Regions from separate parts of the Homo sapiens genome. Here region 1 is linked to region 2. Evidence: read pairs that join two places in POLR2A ChIA-PET (ENCODE). Cell type or tissue: PC-9. All regions are shown on one strand. Each heading gives the region's core, and the rest is flanking DNA. Links, peaks and the distances in the headings are about the cores only. Region 1 overlaps ERC1 (ELKS/RAB6-interacting/CAST family member 1). Region 2 overlaps ERC1 (ELKS/RAB6-interacting/CAST family member 1).

Region 1 (4,395 bases), core at 332-4,331, 270 kb after region 2:
TTTGCCCAGACTATTGCTGACATCTAAATTTTGCTTCTCCACTTGTTTCCAGCGATGAGAAGCTGCAAGACTGACAAAACCATAAGAAACTCTAAGCAATGTTTTAAATTCAATTTGGGTTTTTAAAAGTTTTCATATCAGTATTCTCAATTACTGCTTATGGTCCTCAATAAGCCCAGCAAAGATGTCGGGTAGCAAGTAACACTTCCTTGGTTGGGTTTCCCTGTCAGTTGTGTTGTTCTCTCATAGTACAGATCATGGAGTGAATTATTGCAATGAATGACTAGTTACGTGGCATTGAGCAAATTGCTTAATCTTTCTCATCACTTTAACTGTAAAACAAAAGACTAGTAACATCTCTTTCAATTATAAAATATAACAATATTCTTCTAAGGAAGATGAGAACATTTAAAAAGTAATAAACTTCACCAGAATACTACTATATTTTATCTTTAAAACTGTTCAAATTTAATTATACAGGAATGGTATAGCCCTTAAGAAAATATATTTTCAGAGTCCACTGCTCCAGGTAGATTTTATTAATTGCTGGTAGGAAAGAAAGTTCCTTGACAGATTTGCTCATGGTACAGATCATGGAACTAGGGGCCTCTCGCATTAGAACAACTGGATACAATGACACAAAAGCTGGTAAGACCAAAGGTCACTGCCAGTCAAGATCTGCCTGGTAGATAATTATGGAAAATAGCTCAAACCCTTCTTTTTCTATCTAGTCAGCATATATAAAAAATTGACAGACCTCCCTGTGCTAAAATTGCTCAAAAGACAAAGAGGGCACATAAATCCACAACGGCAATCCTTCTGTGGCAGTAGCAATGATGAGATTTCACTGAGGCCCTCAATTCACATCATCGATGTGAATGGCTTCCCTTGAAGTTGTTCAGTTACAGTGGCTGTCTAGGTAGCCTAGTCTCAGTTCACTACATTTTAGTGATGAGAGATCCAATATTTTTTTAAAAACTAAAGCAGGCACAAGAGGCTTAATTTTTTAAAAAAATCCATTGTATTGTAATAATTTAAAAATTGGGAATAATTAAACACTTAACAATAAAAGGCTAGCCAAATTAAATATGGTCTATCCACTGGATGGAAAGAATATTATACCATTACAATTCATATTCTTGAGAATTAAGGATACAAAAACTTGTTTATTATACACTATTACATGAATAAGACAGGTCACCAAAAAGTAAGTGTAATATTATACCAATTTCAAGTGAGGAGAAGTTTATTTTTACACAGATTTTTTTCTTTTTATAGCTTTTCCATACTTTTCATATATTTAGAATGGACATCTACAATTTTAATGATAATGCCAAAACCAAATATTTTCTAAATACAGTCCAAGAAATCTTAGCAAAAGGAGATTCTCTTATCATATTCACCTGCCAACATAGAAAACCTCTAGGGGTTTCTTTGGGGCATGTAAGCAACTGTATTATTTAACCCACACCTTTCACAAGTTCATAATGTGTAACCAAACAAACCAAGCTTTCAGAGATTTGGGGAGTCTTTCTTCAAAGAAAGACTGAGAGACACAAATAAATTCAAAGAAACCAAGACTCTGAAAAACTACTTGAATATAAGGTGTGAAGGAAATATGATGAGATGTTTCACTTATTTTTAATTTAAATTCAAGTTCATCTCATTGAATTTTTATTTTCGCCAGGTCTACTTTTATGGGTTGAAAGATGCTGACTTGCACTCATATCCTACCCTGTATTCTACCCAAGACTGGGTTTCCCGGAAAGCAGACCCTGAGACAGACATTATTATGCAAGAAGTTTATTAGACGGTGCTCTTTGGGATCGGAGTCAGTAGATAGGAGGAGAAAAATGAGGATTGTACAGAGGGAGCGATTCAGCTGCCACGAAGTCCCAAAGGATTCTGACAACCCCACGAGGAGCTCTGAAGCTGTTGTCCCAAGTAGGGGGAAGGAATTCAAACCATGGCACCTCATAAGGATCAATCACTGGATGTCCATGGGAGGGGGCTTGCCCTCGGGCAAGGTGGTGTCTTTAGCTAAGACAATCTCTAGGGAAAGTGGAGGGCTTTCTGTTGATAACACTTCCAGCGATCTGGGGAAATAAGTCCTTCAACAATCAGGAGAGACCTAGGTTGCATCGATCATCGCAGCATCCACCATACCCAACAGCTACACTCTTTCTAGTTAAATTATAATTAACATGAAATTGTAGTTGCCATGAATTTCTGTTGTATTTGAACCATACACATATTTTATGATTTTGTAAAACCTAGAAACCAGTGTATATCACCAACTTGGTTGTTCCATAGATGGTGAGTGTTTCTGATTATTTTTTTCTTCACCATGTCATGGTGAAAGGTGGGTGTTTTTAATCAGAAGTTCATGGATAAACTTTAAGGTGTATATTATATCTCAGTTCACACAAATGAACTATGCACACTTTTACCTGGAGAAAGCCCATAGCTTTCATCAGACTGTCAAAAGCATAAGAGAAGTTACAAATTATTAATCGGTGGCATTCTTTTCAAGAATCCAGAATGTTGTTTAAAATGACCCGTCACAGCCGGCACGATGGCTCACGCCTATAATCTCAGCACTTTGGGAGGCCGAGGCGGGCAGATCATCTGAGGTTAGGAGTTCAAGACCAGCCTGACCAACATGGCAAAACCCCATCTCTACTAAAAATACAAAAAAATTAGCCGGGTGTGGTGGTGGGCACCTGTAATCCCAGCTACTCGGGAGGCTGAGGCAGGAGAATTGCTTGAACCTGGGAGGCGATGGTTGCAGTGAGCTAAGATTGCGCCATTGCACTCCAGCCTAGGCGACAAAAGCAAGACTCCTCCTCCAAAAAAAAAAAAAAAAAAAAAGACCAGTCACTTCATTTAAAGTTGTTTGCTTAGCTGCTTTATAGAAGTGCCAAATTTGGCCAGTGCAGTGGCTCACACCTGTAATCCCAGCACTTCATAAGGCTGACGCGGGTAGATCACTTGATCCCAGGAGTTTGAGACTAGCCTAAGCAACATGGCGAAACCCATCTCTACTACAAAAACTATTAACAGTCAGCCAGGCATGGTGCTGTACAACTGTAGTCTTAGTTCCTTGCAGCACTGAGGTAGGAGGATCACCTGAGCCCAGGAAGTTGAGGCTGCAGTGAGCCACGATCGCACCACTACACGGCAGCCTGGGTGACAGAATGAGACCCTGTCTCAAAAAAAATAAAAATACCAAATTTGCTGTGTATAAGGCAGAGTTCAGCCTGAATGGGATGCAATGAAACAAATCCAAATGTCAGTTTCTTACCTATATGCACTGTATATAAGAAGCCCAAAGGCTGACGGGGCGCGGTGACTCACGCCTGCAATCCCAGCACTTGGGGAGGCCAAGGTGGGTGGATCACAAGGTCAGGAGATCGAGAGCATCCTGGCCAACATGCTGAAACCCCGTCTGCAGTAAAAATAAAAAATTAGCAGGGTGTGGTGGCGCGCGCCTGTAGTCCCGAGTACTAAGGAGGCTGAGGCAGGGGAACTGCTGGAACCCAGGAGGCGGAGGTTGCAGTGAGCTGAGATCACGCCACTGCACTCCAGCCTGGGCAACAGAGCGAGACTCCATCTCGGAAAAAAAAAAAAAAAGAAAAGAAAAAAGAAGCCCAAAGATCTTATAGAATTTTGCAAATTTTTCTCTGTAAAATTACATGATTTTTCTAATCTGAAAAACTCCTTTAGGAAAAAAAAATCATTAGGAGAAAAAATTGAGGAAGTCTGACAATTACAGGAAGATAAAACAGATAAAGAACAAAATAGATGTCTGATTCTTGAAGCTATTTTCTGGTTAGGATATACATACTGGTGTAGCAGGAAAAAGGAAGAGCATAAAAGGCTGCTTCATCAGAGTCTGATTTAATAACTTCTTCACGTGGTTAGTTACTTCAATTTCTCAACTAGAGTTGACAGATACCTGGGCATCTAACCAAACAGCCATTCCCACAGATGAGAATGCAATGTAAGAGAATTTATGTCAAGTTATAAGCAGTTTTTAAGCAGAAGAAAATATTGACTCTGCTTTAAAACTGCGACCAGGCACTTTTCCCTAAATCTTTTGTCTTTTTCTAGATATGTGTCTGTGTATTTACTACTCTGACAAGTTCCTGCTACAGGATCTCCTGAGAAACAACTAAGAACAATCTTTGTCAGAAGAGGGATCTGACCCTTCCTTATTGACTTGATAATTATCAATTTTCAAGTTTAAAATGTGTGCTCGGTCAAAACACTCAACTAGAACTTGCAAGACTCTGAGAACATTAATGTGGCGTATTAACAACAGATGAGAAACGACACAGATAAGCACAGATCCTCAAATTATTCACTAAGTTACTTAAAAGCCCAAAGAAATAA
Region 2 (4,395 bases), core at 306-4,305:
CATTGCACTCCAGCCTGGGCAACAGAGCAAGACTTCATCTCAAAAAAAAAAAAAAAAAAAAAAAAATCTACTGTACAACATGCTGACTATACTTAATAATAATGTATTGCTGAGAGTAGATTTTAAAGTGTTTTCACCACACACACACAAAAATGGAAAGTATGTGAGGGAATGTATATGTTAGCTCTATTTAGCCATTCCACAATGTATACATATTTCAAAATTACATGTTGTACATGAGAAACATACATTTTTAATTGGTGAATTAAAAAAATAAAACAGTAAAAAATCAATTAAAAATCAGTTTAAAAATTATATCTGGAAACCCCTCCCCACCCCCCAAATCTTGAATCTAAACATGGAATTCCCCAAGGTAGCTCCCACTGCATGAACCTACACAGCAACGGGATTCCCCAAGGTAGCCCCCACTGCATCAACTACACGGCAACTGGATTCCCCAAGGTAGCCCCCACTGCATCAACCTACACAGCAACTGGATTTTCACAGGCTCTTTTCAAAGTTTGAGTGAGAGGCTCACCTGCCCCCGGGTCATCTTCTGCAGCTCATTCTCCCAAGCCGCCTGGTCATCGTCCAAGTTATAGGAAGCTGGTGGAGTGAGTCCACGGAGGATCAGGGGGTCTCGGTCATGGCAGAGGGTTGTCAGGTGTCCAATGTACAACTTTAATTTACTTCTATTTTGGTCAAGTTCTAAGAGGGGCTGGATGATCTAAGGCAAAAAAATAAAATAAAATAAAATAAAATGAGGAAAGTCAAGGTCAGTCTGAAATGAGAGGTTCAAATATTCTTTATGCTTTCCAAGTCAAAGAAAATTGACCAAAGACTAAAGCTCTTCTAATCACTACTGAAATCTTCAGGATTACAGAAACATTTTCACATACTGTCACACATTTACGCTGTCACACGCAGCCGCCCTTCTGGGAGACAGGAAGAGAACGCTGGCTTCATATATTCACACCAGACGGACAGCTCTGTATCGAGGCAGGAATTAAGCACAGGACTAACTTGTTTTTACAGAGATGCTATTCCTGATACAGAAAGACTCCAGTTACCTCACAGTTTCTCTTTTCACTTATTTATGAGTAGATTACAAAAAACTGCTAGTGAAACTGCTCATCTGAAAGCCTGGACTACATATACTCCAAGTGTTCCTCCACCTCCTAGAATGGAAGAAAAATTCTGCCTCTGGAGAAAGTGCATGTTTTTCTTGGCCAAGAGATGTGATGAGGGAACTCATTACGAATTCTGTCTCATCCTGGCTTATGCTCTTCTCATTTATTTCACAGAGGTTATCCGATATTCTTCTGAACCAGTGACTGATAAATCCCTATATAACACCAAACACCTGACTCACAGCCAAGGACTCTGAAATTCTTAGTTGTAACATTGGTTCTGTGTTTTTCTTAAGTAACAGACTTGCTCTACGTTTTTTCTTTTCTCATTCCTTTCCCCTGCTTGAACAGCTACTCCTTTGATTCCTTCTGGAAGCACACTAAATGACTGATGACTCCTGCCCCAGGATTTCATTTGGCAGCTCTCGTGACAATAGTCTGGCCAGGTATTTGGTAGCTGGTCAAAGCCTGGAGTGCTGAGGAAGAGAGTGGGGCCAGACCTCACCATCACAGAACACTGAAGCATTAGAGCAGCCCCTGCTTGACACACAGCAGCTGTGAGCACTGCGAAGCACCGCCAAAACGCTGGCAGATCTCAGTGTGTTCCCAGGGCTCACACAGCAGGTCTGCACCTGTTGCATGTCACCGGCCTGGCAATTTTCATGAACAGGACACCTCTGGCCTAACTAATGAATTGGGAGCTCAATAATCTTCAAGTCAACAGAAGCAAGGCCTGGTATTACTTTCCACAGTAACACTGATTCCTCCTTGGACCCCCTCAGAGGACTGCTCCTGCCACGTTCCTTTATTTCTTTTTCAACAAGAGTTTTTTTAAGAAATAAAGTTTTATGTTTTTATTATGAAAACAATATATATTTTACTCCAAAAAATTGGGGGAAAAAAGAAAAATATAAAGGAAATAAGACTTTTGCATACACTTCCATCAAGAAGTAATTATTTGGCCGGGTGTGGTGGCTCACGCCTGTAATACCAGCACTTTGGGAGGCTGAGGAGGGCAGATCATGAGATCAGGAGATCGAGACCATCCTGGCTAACATGGTGAAACCCCGTTTCCACTAAAAATACAAAAAATTAACTGGGCGGGTGCCTGTAGTCCCAGCTACTCGGGAGGCAGAGGCAGGAGAATGGTGTGAACCCGGGAGGTGGAGCTTGCAGTGAGCCGAGATCACACCACTGCACTCCAGCCTGAGCGATAGAGCGAGACTGTCTCAAAAAAATAAAAAAAAATAAAAAAGAAGTAATCATTTGTAACATTTTGGAAATTTTCCTGCCAAGTCTTTTAATAAATTTATATAAATCAGCTTCTAACAGTATCACACCTCACATTTTGCTTGATACATTATCTATTTAACATTATATTGTCAGTACTGTTCACTACATTATATATGACCGAAACTATGTTTTTCATGGCTGCATAATACATATAGCACATTTCCTTTGTTTCTAATACTATTTCCAGGAAATAATTAAAAGAGAATAAAGAGCAAGGGCTTAGTGGCTAAAACAATCTTCAGCTTGCTAAAAAGATCAGAGTTCAGTTTAGGCCTATACAGTATATTACACAGAAGCTGGAGCCTGGCTAGACAAACCAGAGAAAATTAATCAATTTAGCATTACTTTTGTTTTTAAAATTCTCTCTCTCTCTCTAAGGATAAACGATAAACACCAAAGTTCTGCTGTGGAAGGCTGCTGGGCTCTGTAAGAGACTCCTAATCAGCAGGTTTACGGTACCAGTTCTGGGCTGGAATTTCCTACCTATGACAGGCATGTCAACACAGCCAGTCACAGAAGGAAGACAGTGTTTCAATCAAGTAGAGAATTTAGAGTGGGGGAGCTGGATAGTTTTTTGCAAACAATACCAACTTTTCAAAAATATTGTATTTTATTTCTGGGCATACATGTATACTTGTGGTCGGGCATGGTGGATCATGCCTGTAAACTCAGCACTTTGGGAGGCCAAGGTGGGCAGATGACGTGAGGTCAGGATTTTGAGAGCAGCCTGGCCAACATGGTGAAACCCTGTCTCTACTAAAAATACAAAAATTAGTCGGGCATGGTGGCGTGCGCCTGTAATCCCAGCTATGTGGGAGGCTGAGGCCGGAGAATCGCTTGAACCCGGGAAGCGGAGGCTGCAGTGAGCAGAGATCACACCACTGCACTCCAGCCAGGGCGACAGAGTGAGACTCTGTCTCAAAACAACAACAACAACAAAAAGTATACTCATTGTGGAAAATTTACAAAGGATTCCAGGTGCAGTCTTCAAAGGTAAAATTACTTTAAATGCAAGCACACTCTGTGCGCCAATGACGAAACCGTCTCATCACGGTTCTGTTACTACACCCCCATGATGCCAAGTAACATATCCCTATTTCATTCCTCATTTTTTAAAAGCTTGGTTTTCTCTATCTTCTTTCATGAATACATTGATTTAAAAAAATCACCTTTGGGATTTTCACTGGATTTGTGCAATTTATTCCCATTCTTTTGGTGCACACGCGCATGTTTGTGGGTATAGAGCTGCCATCACAAATGCCACATCTGGGCTGCAAAGGCTGAAAGAGCTGCTTATCTTAGGTAATTACTTTTGACTGACAAAACTGGCAGAAAAAAGTATGACCACGAAGAAAGGGGGCAATGTGATAAATGGTCATATTGAGAAGGTCAAATTCCTTATAGTAAAACAGAATTTAAAAAGATATTATTAGCTCACTCCTACAACCACTATGACTGCGGATGCTGACTTTTTAGATCCTTATTCTTAATAAACAATCAATTTCAGCCGGGCACGGTGGCTCATGCCTGTAATCCCAGCACTTTGGGAGGCTGAGGCGGGTAGATCACTTAAGGTCAGGAGTTCGAGACCAGCCTGGCCAATACGGTGAAACCCCATCTCTACTAAAAAAATACAAAAATCAGCCAGGCATGGTGGCGCATGCCTGTAATCCCAGCTACTTGGGAGGCTGGGGCAGGAGAATTGCTTGAACCTGAAAAGGGGAGGTTGCAGTGAGCCGAGATCGCACCATTGCACTCCAGGCTGGGCATTGCAGCAAGATCTGTCTCAAAAAAAAAAAAAATTTTCAAACAGATTTAAATGCATTTTATGCTGATGGCTAATTGATTAAATAAACATGATGGCATCTGGTATTCTGAAAAATTTCAGAGTCCAATCGAAAACTTAAAAAATAAGGCTGAGGTCAGGTGTGGTGGCTCATGCCTGTAATTCCAGCACTTTGGGAGGGCAAGG

Evidence for each region. ChIA-PET counts read pairs that join two places held together with the same protein. Peaks named below come from ENCODE experiments on the same cell type or tissue, not always from the same donor. Only the 100,000 strongest peaks of a DNase experiment are listed, where the experiment ranks them.
Region 1: POLR2A ChIA-PET joins it to region 2 with 18 read pairs; 3 of 35 experiments call an interaction of 5 or more read pairs at or near these places.

What each region holds. Positions count from the first base shown.
Region 1 is chr12:1,166,956-1,171,350 of GRCh38, reverse strand. All of the region lies in intron 8 of ERC1 (ELKS/RAB6-interacting/CAST family member 1), which reads right to left. Among named protein-coding and RNA genes, the nearest start is that of ERC1, 180 kb to the right of the region's middle. In PC-9, for the core only: no CTCF peak of the experiment used is centred there; no DNase peak of the experiment used is centred there.
Region 2 is chr12:1,440,894-1,445,288 of GRCh38, reverse strand. It overlaps ERC1 (ELKS/RAB6-interacting/CAST family member 1), which reads right to left. Exons shown (of 19, transcript NM_178040.4): 18 at 539-727. LOC124902856 (a long non-coding RNA gene) reads right to left here and starts at 86. Exons shown (of 2, transcript XR_007063156.1): 1 at 1-86. RefSeq lists an enhancer at 2,699-3,198. In PC-9, for the core only: no CTCF peak of the experiment used is centred there; no DNase peak of the experiment used is centred there.